2 separate regions of the Homo sapiens genome follow, and region 2 is linked to region 1. A link is a loop called in an ENCODE intact Hi-C map of the cell type or tissue named here. Cell type or tissue: CD4-positive, alpha-beta T cell. All regions are shown on one strand. Each heading gives the region's core, and the rest is flanking DNA. Links, peaks and the distances in the headings are about the cores only.

Region 1 (7,186 bases), core at 1,204-6,203:
TCACTTTGATGCCTTAATTGTAATATAAAGGGCAGTAATTTATAATATATAATACAATATATGTATTTAAATGAATATAAATAAAATTGTATTTATAGGCTGGGCACGGTGGCTCACGCCTGTAATCCCAGCATTTTGGGAGGCCGAGGCGGGCGGATCATGAGGTCAGGAGATCAAGACCATCCTGGCTAACACAGTGAAACCCCGTCTCTAATAAAAATACAAAAAATTAGCTGGGCGTGGTGGTGGGCGCCTGTAGTCCCAGCTACTTGGGAGGCTGAGGCAGGAGAATGGCGTGAACTCAGGAGGCGGAGCTTGCGGTGAGCTGAGATCGTGCCACTACACTCCAGCCTGTGCGACAGCGTGAGACTCTGTCTCAAAAAAAAAGTAAAATAAAATAAAAAATAAAATTGTATGTATATACACAAATCATGTAATTTTAAATAAAAATAATATTTATGTCAGTATGTAAATGGTGGGGGACAACGCCACTAAAGATGTGATGAAGTCTTCTGATGTTTGTACCCATATTGTTTTTCTTCTTTTTTTTTTTAGAGATAGGGTCTCCCTCTGTCACCCAGGCTGGAGTCTGGTGATGCGATCATAGTTTACTGCAACCTTGACCTCCTGGGCTCAAGCGATCCTCCTGCCTCAGCCTCCCCAGTAGCTGGGGCTACAGGTGTGCACTACCATGCCTGGCTAATTTTTGTATTTTTTGGTAGAGATAGGGTTTCACCATGTTGCTCAGGCTGGTCTTGAACTCCTGGTCTCAAGTAATTCTCCCACACTGGCCTCCCAAAGTGCTGAGATTACAGACATGAGCCACCACACCCAGCCTGTACCTTATTTTGAAGCTCCATAAATAGCGGCTTCAGATGCATACCAGGCAGAGGAAAGTGAGTCTCTTTGCCCCCACGGTGTGAGTTTCCTAGATGATGATAACTCCTGGTAAAATTCTCAACACAAAGTACCATCTTCCCTCATTTCACATGATAATTGTATTCTTGGAAAATATTCTACATTTTAAGACTGTGCAAAAATCCCTTTGTGTTTCCAAATAAAACAGAGCAAGGTTGTAGGTTCAAATGATGATAAACAGATTGTTCATCAGATACCTGTAGAGACCTGGTTAAACAAAACAAAACAAAACAAAACAAAACAAGACTGGGCATGGTGGTTCACGCCTGTAATCCTAGCACTTTGGGAGGCCGAGGCAGGAGGATCACCCGAGGTCAGGAGTTCGAGACCAGCCTGGTCAACATGGTGAAACGCTGTCTCTACTAAAAATACAAAAATTAGCTGGGTGTGGTGGTGGACATCTGTAATCCCAGCTACTAGGGAGGCCAAGGCAGAAGAATTGCTTGAACCCAGGAGGCAGAGGTTGCAGTGAGCCAAGATTGTGCCACTGAACTCCAGCCTGGGCAACAGAGCGAGTCTGTCTCAAAAAACAAAACAAAACAGATCGTTCACCTGTCTGAACATGCTGGTGGGACACTCGAAGGTCAGGAAGAATTCAAACAATCCCTTGTTGTGTGGAACTGGGGAGGAATCCTGGCACCTGTGACCACCCCAAATGCCAGGGGTCTCCCCATCCATGTGACAATCCCTTCCCCGAGATGCTCTTCAGAATGGTACAACAAGCCTAGGGGACGAGAGGAGAAGCTACGCTTGGGGGAAGTGCACCCCAGGAGGGCAGTGAATAAAGTGTTGGGGTTGGTCTGAAGGAGGCGGAGGCCCAGGTGGGAACATTGACAAGGGACTCTGAGGTGCAGCATCCCCATAGCCAAATCCTGGGGGAGCAGGCTGGTCTCTGGGGGTGGAAGGTGGGGGGACCCTATAAGGGCCTTGCTGCCCAAGACCCCAGGCTTTCTGCAGAGGATGCAACAGAACCTATACTTCTCTGGGTCCTGCATGGACCTCTTCTGCTCAACTGCTCTGGGCCCTCCACGAACTGCACCCCTGAACAGACAGTGGGGGCCCTGTCATCTATAGCTCCTGTGGAGACCTCTGTGGGCTGAAAACCCACTTAAGTCACACACCAAGAGGATGACGGGGTCCTCAAGTATGTCACTAAACAGAAAAATAGTCCAAAATGATACCGAACTGACAAGTAACTACAGGGAAGGTAAACATAATTGTGATTTCCCTCATGTTGCTTTTGTTTTAATAAAATGTTAAGTAACAAATTGTTTTAGAGCACCTTCCTTTGGTGTCTTTGAGAACATGCTCCATGTGCCTGTGGAATGGCCCATCAGTGAACAGTCCATGAACTGACTCATTTAATCAGACCCAAGACCTTTTTAAAAAATAAGTAATTAATTAATGTTTTGAGAGAAGGTCTCACTGTGTCATCCAGGATGGAGTGCAGTGGCGCTATCATGGCTCACTGCAGCCTTAACCTCTTGGGCTCAAGCGATCCTCCCAACTCAGCCCCCAGAGTATCCACCACTCCTAGCTAATTTTTTAAATTTTTAGTAGAGATGGAGTCTCCCCATATTGCCCAGGCTGGTCTTGAGCTCCTGACCTCAAGCAATCCTCCCAGCTTGGCCTCTCAAAGTGCTGGGATTACATGCATGAGCCATTATGCCCAGCCAAGACCCCAAACCTTCTGAGATAGGTACTATTCTTTCTCTCATTTTTGTTTGTTTGTTTGAGACAGAGTCTTGCTCTGTCGCCCAGGCTGGAGTGCAGTGGCAGGATCTCGGCTCACAGCAACCTCCATCTCCCAGGTTCGTGATTCTCCTGCCTCAGCCTCCCGAGTAGCTGGGATTAAATGCACCTGCCACTACGCACGGCTAATTTTTGTATTTTTAGTAGAGACGAGTTTCACCACCTTGGCCATGGTTGGCTAGGCCGGTCTCGAACTCCTGACCTCAGGTGAGCCTCCTGCCTCGGCCTCCCAAAATGTTGGGATTACAGGCATAAGCCACTGTGCCCGGCCTTATTCCCATTTTGCAACTGAGATACTGAGGATCAAATTGATTAAGACATTTGCTCTGGGTCACACAGCCAGGAGTTGCTCGGGCCACGATTGGTCTATCCCAGAACGAAGTCTGAGCAAGCTCTAGGCCCCTGAAAAGGAGTAAAGCCCCCCGCCCCACACTAGGTCCCTGAAAAGGAGTGAAGACACACACACACACACACACACACACACACACACACACACACACACTCCACACTCTTCCACACTCTTCCTCCCTCCACTCTGGGAAATGAGAAGCTCAGGTGCTTCCCGCAATCTGTTCTCGCCCCCTGGTGGCCACGTTTAAAGCTGCGGCTGTGTCTTCAGTGCATCCTAGCCGGGGATCCACCACCCGGGGCCTGAGCCTGGCTGTGCTGGAAAAGAGTTTGCCTGGCAGGTTGCTACTTGTCAAACTATATAAAATATTTTTGCTGTTGTTTATCTCCTGTTTCACTGATGCCCTCAGCTCTTGCTTCTTCTGCTGGCTAGAAGCTCCGGCACTGGACGGAGCAGACAGCTGGCCAGCGCCACAACCACTGGACTCCTGGGGAAAGGACGTGCACTTCTCCCCGAAACTATGAAGGATAGAAGAGGGCAGAGGGCCGGGCGCGGTGGCTTACGCCTGTAATCCCAGCACGCAGGGGCTCACGCCTGTAATCTCAGCACTTTGGAAGGCCGAGGAGGGCAGGTCTCAAGGTTAGGAGTTCGAGACCACCCTGGGCAACACAGTGAAACCCCATCTCTGCTAAAAGAAAGAAAAAAAAAAACTAGCCAGGCGTGGTGGCACATGCCTGTAATCCCAGCTACTCGGGAAGCTGAGGCAGGAGAATTGCTTGAACCCAGGAGGTGGAAGTTGCAGTGAGCTGAGATCGAGCCACTGCACTCCAGCCTGGGTGACAGAGCGAGACTTCATCTCCAAAAAAAAAAAAAGAAGAAAAAGAAGAGGGCATTCCAAACAGGGAACAGCAAGGGCAAGGGCCTGGAGGCAGTTACATGGAACTGAAGGTGTGAGAAAAAGCCAAATTAAAGTTGACCCAGGCCAGGCATGGTAGCTCATGCCTATAATTCCAGCACTTTGGGAGGCCAAGGTGGGTGGATCACTTGAGGTCAGGAGTTCGAGACCAGCCTGGCCAACATGGTGAAACCCCATCTCTAATAAAAAAAAATACAAAATTAGCCGGGTATGGTGGTGGGTGCCTGTAATCCCAGCTACTTGCGAGGCTGAGGCAGGAGAATCGCTTGAACCCGGAGGGCGGAGGTTGCAGTGAGCCGAGACTGTGCCATTGCACTCCAGCCTGGGCAACAAGAGCTACACTCCATCTCAAAAAAAAAAAAAAAAGTTGACCAAGGCGGGGCGCAGTGGCTCACGCCTGTAATCCCAGCACTTTGGGAGACCCATCACTTGATCTACTTGGGTGGATCACTTGAGGTCAGGAGACCAAGACCAGCCCGACCAACATCTCTACTAAACCCCATCTCTACTAAAAGTACAAAAATTAGCTCGGTGTGGTGGCGTCTGCCTGTAGTCTCAGCTACTTGGGAGGCTGAGGCATGAGAAGCTTGAACCTAAGAGGCGGGGGTTGCACTGAACCGAAATTGCACCACTGCACTCTAGTCTGGGTGACAGAGCCAGACTCTGTCTCAAAAAAATTTTTTTTTAAAAATAAAATAAAGTTGACCCAGTCTTCAGCATAGCCTGGAGATGGGGGTGCCCTGATTACAGTGACAGGTCCTAGTTCTTCAGACAGAAATAGCTCTTGAGCCAAGGAAAGGAGGGCAGCTGTGCTCCAGCACTCTGCATACTTCTCCCTGCCCCCCATTCTGCAGTGAACACACAGCTGGGGGAGGGTCTGCCCCCACAATATACATGGGAACGGCTGCCCCCATTCAGCAGATAGAGAAACTGAGGCTCCAAATGCAGTTGAGGTTCCTTGCACAAGTCACTCATTTGACCAATGGCAGTGCTGGGATTCTTGTGTCTGCCCAGCCTCTTAAACTGCCACATCACATGGGGTACCCTGTGCCAGGGGAGGCTCTTGTCTTTGGGGAAAGTAGAGGTCATGGGCTGTGCACTTCCTACACAAGCCTCCAGGCCAAAGTGTCCTCCTGGTCCTCAACAGGGAAGAAAATATACCCAGTTTGGATTCTCAGACTTCTATGGAGAACTGGGTTGTTCAGGTGAAGGTTTATAGGGTTTGATTGTTGCTAATGGCTGATTAAAGAGTGCTTGACTTTCTATGAGTGTGTTTGAAACTGTATTTCCCATGGAGGCAGTGGGGGTCAGGGAGCAGGCTCAGAAATACCCATACATTGTTAGCACCCTGGAAATGAAGGCAATGCATGGGTATATTTAAATTATAGTCTTTCTTTACCAATGATTTTGCAAAGGAAAAAGAGGCTAGGTGCAGTGCCTCACGCCTGTAATCCCAGCATTTTGGGAGGCCAAGGCTGGCAGGTCACCTGAGGTCAGGAGTTCAAGACTAGCCTGGCCAACATGGTGAAACCCCATCTCTACAAAAATACAAAAATTAGCCAGGCATGATGGTGGGTGCTTGTAATCCCAGCTACTTGGGAGGCTGAGGAGGAAAATCGCTTGAACCTGGGAGGCAGAGGTTGCAGTGAGCTGAGATTGCACCATTGCACTCCAGCCTGGGCGACAGAGTGAGACTCTGTCTCAAAAAAAAAGAAAAGAAAAAGAAGCATAGGCCGGGCATGGTGGCTCATGCCTGTAATCCCAGCACTTTGGGAGGCCAAGGCGGGTGGATCACCTGAGGTCAGGAGTTCAAGACCAGCCTGGCCAACATGGTGAAACCCTGTCTCTACTAAAAATACAAAATTAGCTGGGCGTGGTGGTGCATGCCTGTAATCACAGCTACACGGAAGGCTAAGGCAGGAGAATCATCTGAGCCCGGGAGGTGGAGGTTGCAGTGAGCCAAGATCTCACCACTGCACTCAAGCCTGGGTGACACAGTGAGACTCCATCTCAAAAAAAAAAAAAAAAAGCATAAAATAAAAAATTAAAATTAAGTTATAGTCATTATCTAAAGATAAATAAATAAAAAACCACAGCATGGAGCTGGAGATGCTAACTGTCTTCCCTGGAGGAGCATACAGGAGCTCTCTCTCTGACTTTGGAGATGTCCAAACTGGCTCCTTCAACTACTAAATGTGGGAAGCTTCCAGGAAAGTGGCTTGATGGGAGTCCAGAGAATGGGGTCCAGACCCACCTCAGCCAGGAGCTTAAAGTGGGATTCTAGAGAACCTGCAGAAGAAGGCCGGGTGCGGTGGCTCACACCTGTAATCCCAGCACTTTGGGAGGCCGAGGTGGATGGATCACGAGGTCAGGAGATCCACACCATCCTGGCTAACATGGTGAAACCCCGTCTCTACTAAAAATAAAAAAAAATCAGCCGGGTGTGGTGGCACGCGCCTGTAGTCCCAGCTACTCGGGAGGGCGAGACAGGAGAATCGCTTGAACCCTGGAGGTGGAGGTTGCAGTGAGCCGAGATGGCACCACTGCCCTCCAGCTTGGGCGACAGAGCGAGACTCGGTCTCAAAAAAAAAAAAAGAGAACCTGCAGAAGTCAGTTTAGGTCTCTGTACTTTATTTTACACCTTAAAGAATGGATGGGCTGGGCGAGGTGGCTCACATCTCCAATCCCAGCATTTTGGAAGGTCAAGGCAGGAGGATTGCTTGTACTCAGGAGTTTGAGACCAGCCTGGGCAACATAGTGAGTCTCGTCTCTACAAAAAATAAAACTTAGCTGGGAGTGGTGGCACATGCCTGTAGTCCCAGTTACTCAGGAGGCTGAGGCAGGAGGATTGCCTGAGCCCAGGAGGTCAAGGCTGCAGTGAGCTATAATCACGCCACTGTACTCCAGCCTGGGCAACAGAGCAAGACTCTGTCTTAAAAAAAATGGATAGAAGGGTGTCTCACAAAGTACATGGGTCCAGCCAGATGTGACTAGTTTCTACAGCAAAGAGGAGGTTCATGGGGAAACATTTGGCATTGCTGCAATAAAACTGGATGGATTCCTTTTACTGCAGAATTTTAAAGCCTTGACTATACACACTGTGCATTCTGAATCTCTTCCAAGGTGGGGTAGTGGGCTATGGATCTTTTCTCTCAGAACATTTTGTGGGATCGTGTTCCAGGGAGCATGCTTTAGGAAAGCAGGAGGGAGATGCCCTCTCAAGTCCTTTCCAGCCCTGGCCCAAGGGTTGG
Region 2 (7,186 bases), core at 988-5,987, 510 kb before region 1:
CCCAAATTGCGTAGCTGTTGAGTTTTTTCTCCCAGAGTAAATTCACTGAGTTTCTGAATCCACATCATAAAATGAATTACCGTAAAGCAAGACACGTTTTCCCGCAGAAACAATGTTAAGATATTCAGCCAGGCTTCCTGACCAATGGCTAGGCGTCCAGTACATCATAAATACGACCAACCCAATGTCATAAATATAAATGTGCAAAAACTATAAATGTCTTAATAATCAGCTGAAAATGTAAACCCTAAATGGTCATGTAAAATTTGTCACAAGTCCTAGAACTCAGAAATATAGTGAGCATATTTGTCATAGAAGAAACCCCAAAGTATTATAAATAAAGCATACATTCCATGTGGAAAAAATATAGTCCTCCCTTATCATAAACTTGACTTTAAAGAAATAAATTGCTAGAGCAGAATTATAGAATTGCAGAGGGAAGAGGGACCTTAAATATTATTTCTTTCTAGACCCTATCTGTTGCTGAGATCCTTACCACAACAGCACTGCCAGTGTTTTCCAGCCTACACTTGAACATCCCCTAAGGATGGGGAGCTCACTACCTCCATGGCTTCCTATTCTACTTTTTTTTCTTTTTCTTTTTCTTTTTTTTTTTTTTTTTTTTCTGAGACAGAGTCTCGCTCAGTCACCCAGGCTGGAGTGCAGTGGTGCGATCTCAGCTCACTGCAACCTCCATCTCCCAGGTTCAAGCAAATCTCCTGCCTCTGCCTCCCGAGTGGCTGGGATTACAGGTGCCTGCCACCACACCTGGTTCATTTTTGTATTTTTAGTAGAGATAGGGTTTCACCATTTTGGCCAGGCTGGTCTCGGACTGCTGACCTCAGGTGATCCGCCCACCTCGGCCTCCCAAAGTGCTGGGATGACAGGCGTAAGCCACCGCGCCCAACCCTGTTCTATTTTAGGTTAAACTTTCCCATAGTTGTTTCCTGTACATTCTCTGCTTGCCCTGAAAGGAATGAACATGGTACCAGCAGGCCCTGAGGGAGGTTCTGAGTTATTTAACCTCTAGGAGCCTCAATTTTCCCATCTGTCAAATAGGGATCAATAATAATACCTATTTCATGCATTGTTGTGAAGGTCAAATAAGGTCGTCCATGTCAGCTATCATTATTTTATTAATACTATTATTATCCCAACCATTGACCAAGTGGTCCTCAGTTTCTCTCATATTTGTCTCCCATCTTTGGGCAGCTGCTTTTGACTTTTTTTTTCCAATCCCAAATACAGGGCCCTCAACTCATCCTTGTAATGTTTCCTATTGATATTTTGAATCATTTCCTCACCCTGACAAGACCTCTGGATCCTGACCCTGTTGTCCAGCCCATCCTCCATCCCATCAGGGTTTAAAGAGCCCATTGATTGGATCAGTAGACAATCGTCTTCATCTAAGTTGATGATAAAGAATGCTGGTCCAGACCAGGCACAATGGCTTACACCTGTAATCTCAACACTAGGAAGCTGGGGTGGGAGAATCAGCTGAGGTCAGGAGTTTGAGACTAGCCTGGGCAACATAGAGAGACCCTGTCTCTACAAAAAATTTAAGAGTTAGCTGAGCATGGTGGTGCACACCTCTCGTACCAGCTACTCAGGAGGCTGAAGTGGGACAACAGCTTGATCCTGAGAGGTCAAGGCTGCCATAAGCCCAGGAGGTTGAGGCTGCAGTGAGCCATGATCACACCGCTGCACTCCAGCCTGGGTGACATTGCAAGACTGTCTCAATAATTAATTCATTCATTAATTTTTTAAAAGAATGCTAGTCTAGATGGGCCTGGAATAGAATCTTGTGGCATACCACTGGAGACCTCCCTTGGGGCCAATGTGTCCCAAACTGTATTCCTTGGAAATTTTTGCCTCCCATGAGATGTGAGTATGTGTTTGGGAATAAAAGAGGCTGCAATCAGATGAGATTGATACACAACAGATGCTAAAACAGCGTTTACATGAAGAAGCAAAGACACGACATCTAATGGTAAGCTTCCAGGCTAGAGGCTTTACCTTCCAATAGTACAAGCCCTTAAATCTCTTTTGTCCACTGAGATTTATTTTTACAAAAGAATTCCACCCTGTGAGTGCCCTGAGCGTAGTCAGTCACTCCCTCCTTTCTCAGACAGCTTTACTTCTCTCCGTGCCCTGCCATGGTGAGAACCCCAAGCACATCAGTCCTGAGACATCCTCTGGCGCCTCTTGTCTGGCCCCACAAGAGCCAGCAGGGTGGGGAGCAGCCATTGGATTTGAGTCATACCTATGGGCTCCTATTTAGACCCTGGGCACAGGCTCCAAGAAGCTGTCCCCCTCCCCCACAGCCACCTCAGTTCCCCCAGTTGGAGGCAAGACCCTCTCCTCGCCCCATCAGCCTCCACAGGAGCTTCTGCCCATGGCCAAGAACAGACCAGCTTGGATCACGAAGGACTGAGCACCTGGAATATTCTGTGCTTCTCCCCTGATGTCTGAAGGCGAGTGCAGCCTCGGGCCTGGCCCACAGTGGCTGATGGTGGAATGAGTCAGTGCCCAAGCAAAGGTGAGCCAGCCCCTGCAGGAAGGTCAAGCTCTCCTGCCCAGGTGAATCCCCCTCATCCCGGATCCCTCTGTGCCTCCCCCTGCCTGGGGACCACACCTCATGCTTCTCCTGGGGTTCATGAGTGAACTCCCAATAGCTCTTAAACACGAAACCCATCTTCATTCCACTGTCCTTCTGAAAGGACACCTTTTGGGAAAATGAACCCAAGTGTCCCAAAAGCATCTGCCTGAGCAACTATGAATGATGGCCTTTCCTCTTCCCACGTGTGTCCTCCAGGAGCCCCGTCTTGCCAAGTCCAGAAGAGGCTCATCTGTTCTCATCGCTAGCCACTAGATGGCGACATCAGGAATTGTTTAATTTTCCAAAGAAAGTTGCTTGGGAAACCACACAGTTCTAAATAAAGCAAAAAGCAATGAATGGGAGGAAGGAGGGGAAGTGGAAAGGCAGGGATTTAGAATTCCCCATCCCTTTACATGGCTATATAACTTGGGCACGCCCTTTAATCTCCCAGAACCTATGCACCTGCAAAATGGAGCTAAGAGAGGTAGCTACCTCCTAAGGTAATGCTGGAAGACCTGGGAGCATATTAACCTCCTGGGGAGCTTTACAAAATAGTGAAGTCAGCCAGGTACAGTGGCTCACGCCTGTAATCCCAGCACTTTGGGAGGCCAAGGTGGGTGGGATCACTTGAGGTCAGGAGTTCGAGACCAGCCTGGCCAGCATAGTGAGACCCCCGTCTCTACTAAAAATACAAAAAATTAGCAGGGTGTGGTGGTGCACACCTGTAAGCCCAGCTACTCGGGAGGCTGAGGCAGGAGAATCGCTTGAACCTGGGAGGCAGAGGTTGCAGTGAGCCGAGATCGTGCCACTGCACTCCAGCCTGGGCGACAGAGCAAGACTCTGTCTCAAAAAAAATAAAATAGTGAAGTCCAGCCCCCACCAGGCCAATTAAATCAGAATCTCTACATGTGCCTTCCCCAGATACTACTTGGATGTGGGGAGGGGAGCTGGCCAGGCAGTTCCAGGGCACAGCCTGAAGTGAGGATCTCTGCTCCAGGGCAGCAGTTCTCAAGCTTGGGCATGCATCAGAATCACTGGAATCTCTTAGTAACACAGATTGCTGGGTCCCACCCCCAGATCTTCTGATTCGGCAGGTCTGGGGTGGTACCCCAGGATTTGCTGATGCTGCTGGTTGAGGCCACACTTTGAGAACCACTGTCTTGCAAAGAAAGAGAGACAGTGGGTAAGCTGATGCATATAGAACACTAGGTTGCTTGAGTCCAGGAGTTCAAGACCAGTCTGGGCAACACAGTGAGGCCCCATCTCTACAAAAAAAATTTTTTTAATTATCCGGGCTTGGTGGTACGTGCCTGTAGTCCCAGCTACTCAGGAGGCTGAGGCAGGAGGATCACTTGAGCCCAGGAGGTTGAGGCTGCAGTGACCCATGATTGCACCACTGCACTCCAGCCTGGGCAACAGAGCAAGACCCTATCACCCTCAACAACTGCCCAGCACAAAAAAAAAAAAAAAAAAAAAAAACAACTAGGCTCCATGCCTGACGCAAAGGAAGCTGTGTGGGTTTTTCCTAACAACAACCAATTGTCCAGTTCTCCAACACCACTTGGGTTTCCAACAATTCAAGCCATTTCTGAGCCTAACTACCCAGAGTTAGTGCAGACTTCACAGGTTAATAAAGGCTTAGACACTAGCCACAAGCAGGGTCACCAAGTGAGCCACGCTTCTGCCTGCCCAACTACAACTTCGGGGGTTGCCCGCAGCCCTCCTTCGGATTCGATAATTTGTTAGAATGACTCATAGAACCCAGAGAAGGGCTTTACTTTTGATTACTCATGTATTACAAAGGATACAACTTAGGAACAGCCGAATGGAAGCGCTGCATGGGGCAAGACGCAGGGGTGGAGCCCAGAGCTTCTGTGCCCTCTCTCAGAATGGAAGAGGCATCCAAGTTTACAAAGCACTTGGAGAAATGTTACTCATGTGACCCACTCCGGCTGCCTGTGAGTTCAGAAGAACATGGCAAGGTACGACCTTTTCACAAAGGAGAAAACTGAGACAAAAAGCACTGGTGAGCAGTCAGCGGCAGAGCATGGGATCAGAAAACTGGGGCTTCTGGTTCCAAGCCCACTGCTCTTACCACTGTGCCCCTCTTCCCTGGAGAACCTGACTTGTTAGGACTGTACATAAACCAAGAGTTAACAGGCATGTCTCTGAGCTTTAGCACAGAGGCTGGAAAGATTCCTTCTTTTGGCTGGTCGGAACCTCTCTGTATTCGCTCTTGGTTCTCAGTGGCATGGCAGGTGGGTGAAGCTGGAGGATCCTCGAGGTCTCCACCAGCCTGTGCAGTCAGTCCCATCCAATCGGACTTGAGTTTTTCCTAGTAGCTTCCTTCCCCGGGACCAGCTCAGACGCCTCCTCCCCTAGCTGGATTTTGCCCAGGGGACTCGTCTCAGGCCACAGAGTGCAGTGTGCACTGAGGGGTGTGGAGATGGCCTGGAGAAGAGACCCAGACAGGCAGGAGGCAGATGGCCTGGGCTTGCCTGGTTCTGGGCCTGCTGCCACACTGCCCAGCTGAGGGCTGGTGCCAGAGCCGTGTCTGCTTGCCCCATCAAGAGGTGGGAGGGATTGATCCACCTTCCTGCCCCACAGATGGTGCAGCCTCCAACCTATTGTTTTCCAGGACGCTTCGGTGGAGAGCACAAGGAATGTAGGGTCTAGAAACAGGAAGCCCTGGCTTCCGCTGGACAAGGTTTCCTCCAGACTCAGGCCTGCCCTCCAGACAACAAGGCAGGGCCCTTGGTCCCACCCTGCCCTGCCTGGCTCACTGGGCCACCCCAAGGAAGGCCTTGCCCTCTCTGGGCTTCTGCATGTGACGGATACACAGAAGGCTTGGGCAGTGGGGTGACCAATGGCTCCAGACAACGGAGGAGGAGGATGCTGCCCAAGGCCTCAACCTGACTGCACCTCTCAGCCCACTCATGCACCACGAACACAGCACATGTGGTCACATCCATGTGGATGCCTTACACACTCCATGCGTGTTCTTACATACTTATGTGTAGCCACATGGTTGCCAAACACCGTGCACATGCCATGCCCATGCTAACACACTCACATGTATACACGGTCGTCCTCACACACTCACAGGTGCCCCCACCATTAACGTGTCTGTGGCATCACTGTCATGACAAACATGCATTGAGCACCTACTGTATACCAGAGACTATTCTATGCACTTTACATGCATCTTCTCAGTTAGTCCTTTCAGCAACCCTGGGAGGAAGGCACGCCATCATTCCCATTTTACAGAAGGGAAAACTGAGGCACCAAAGGCCATGTGGCTGGTCCAGGATCAGCCAGACCATAAGTAGCAGATGTGCCCCAGCATGTAACCACAGGGCACCACTTTCTCTCCACCCCTGGGAGCCCCACTTCCGTAACAGCCTTTTCAGGATGTTGTGAGAAAAAAGTGAGAAACATCTGGGGAAGTGCTCTGGGCAGCCTCCTCCCTCCCAGGGGCTGCGGCAAGGTATTGTTCTCACTGTCGGGAATTCAAACCCCGTTCAATCGGCCTTTCCTGGCCAAAGAGAGGCTGCACTTAGCCTTTTCCTCACCCAGCTCCAGTGGCTGCATCCTGAGCCGCCATCCCTTGCGGTTCCCCAGCCAGTGGCCTCTCCCTGGCCTGACCACAGCCCACAGGAGGTGGCCCCGCCAGCAGGCAGCTGCATGGGGACACGGTGCACTGGACAGGGGGCGCCTCTCCTAAAATCCAGGGATCCTTGGGTCCCTGGCCTGCATGAGGCCCCCAGCGGTGCCCTGCCTGAGCTCCTCAGTGTGGTGTGACAGGCCCTCTACCACCTGGCCTCCTCCCCAGCCAGTCCCTCTTCCCCTCTCAGCACCTCAGTGCTCCCCTACCCCTTGGAATGTCTTCTCCTTCCCTAAGAGGCCTCCTTGCCTTTGACCCTGCCAATTCTGCTGTCTGCAGAGCCCTTCCCGTGCTCCGCCTTTGGTGACCTCCTGCTCATGCTTTCAGATCAGCTTGGGGACCCAGTCCTCCGGCAGCTCCCAGGCCACCTCCTCCGGGCACCCTCATCTCAGGGTGCACACCTCTGTCACCAACCCAGCCCCACCCAGTGTGGTTCATGCATGTCTTGGTGTCTGTCTCTCCCACCAGACTGGGGCACATCAAAGACAAGGACCCAGCCCAAGTCACCTCCACGTCTCCATGCCTAGCACAGGGCTAGGAAAAGCCTGAGCACCAAATGTATTTTTTAAATAACAAAGGAACATAAAACATTGGTGAACAATGGCAAGTTATCAGAAGAAGGGTGGTGCTATAGAATGAGCATTGAACTGGGATATAAACAGGAATATAAGGGTTGAAATCCTGGCTCTGCTACTCAGACACTGTGTGACCTTGAGCAAGTTACTCAGCCTCTCTGAGCCTCAGCTCTTTCATCAGGGAAATGGGAATACAAATAGCACTTACATCTTTCAGGGCTATTGCAAAGCATCATTACATGAGAAAATGGAGATGGAATGCATAGACAGAATGTGGCAAAGGCTTCGCGGGGATAAGATGCTTGTCAGAATAGGAGTCTGGAAGCTGCATGGGGGCCGGCACGTTTG

Evidence for each region. Hi-C counts contacts between places; a loop is a spot of excess contacts. Peaks named below come from ENCODE experiments on the same cell type or tissue, not always from the same donor. Only the 100,000 strongest peaks of a DNase experiment are listed, where the experiment ranks them.
Region 2: it touches region 1 in a loop (9-fold over the local background); 3 of 110 quality-filtered maps call a loop at or near these places.

The regions. Positions count from the first base shown.
Region 1 is chr16:66,864,746-66,871,931 of GRCh38, forward strand. All of the region lies in intron 1 of LOC124903699 (a long non-coding RNA gene), which reads right to left. Among named protein-coding and RNA genes, the nearest start is that of PDP2, 12 kb to the right of the region's middle. RefSeq lists a silencer at 289-482. In CD4-positive, alpha-beta T cell, for the core only: CTCF peaks have their summits at 3,271 (motif pointing left) and 3,476; a DNase peak (open chromatin) is centred at 3,256.
Region 2 is chr16:66,354,801-66,361,986 of GRCh38, forward strand. No RefSeq gene overlaps it. Among named protein-coding and RNA genes, the nearest start is that of CDH5, 8.3 kb to the right of the region's middle. In CD4-positive, alpha-beta T cell, for the core only: a CTCF peak has its summit at 2,875 (motif pointing right); a DNase peak (open chromatin) is centred at 2,851; H3K27me3 peaks cover 349 bases.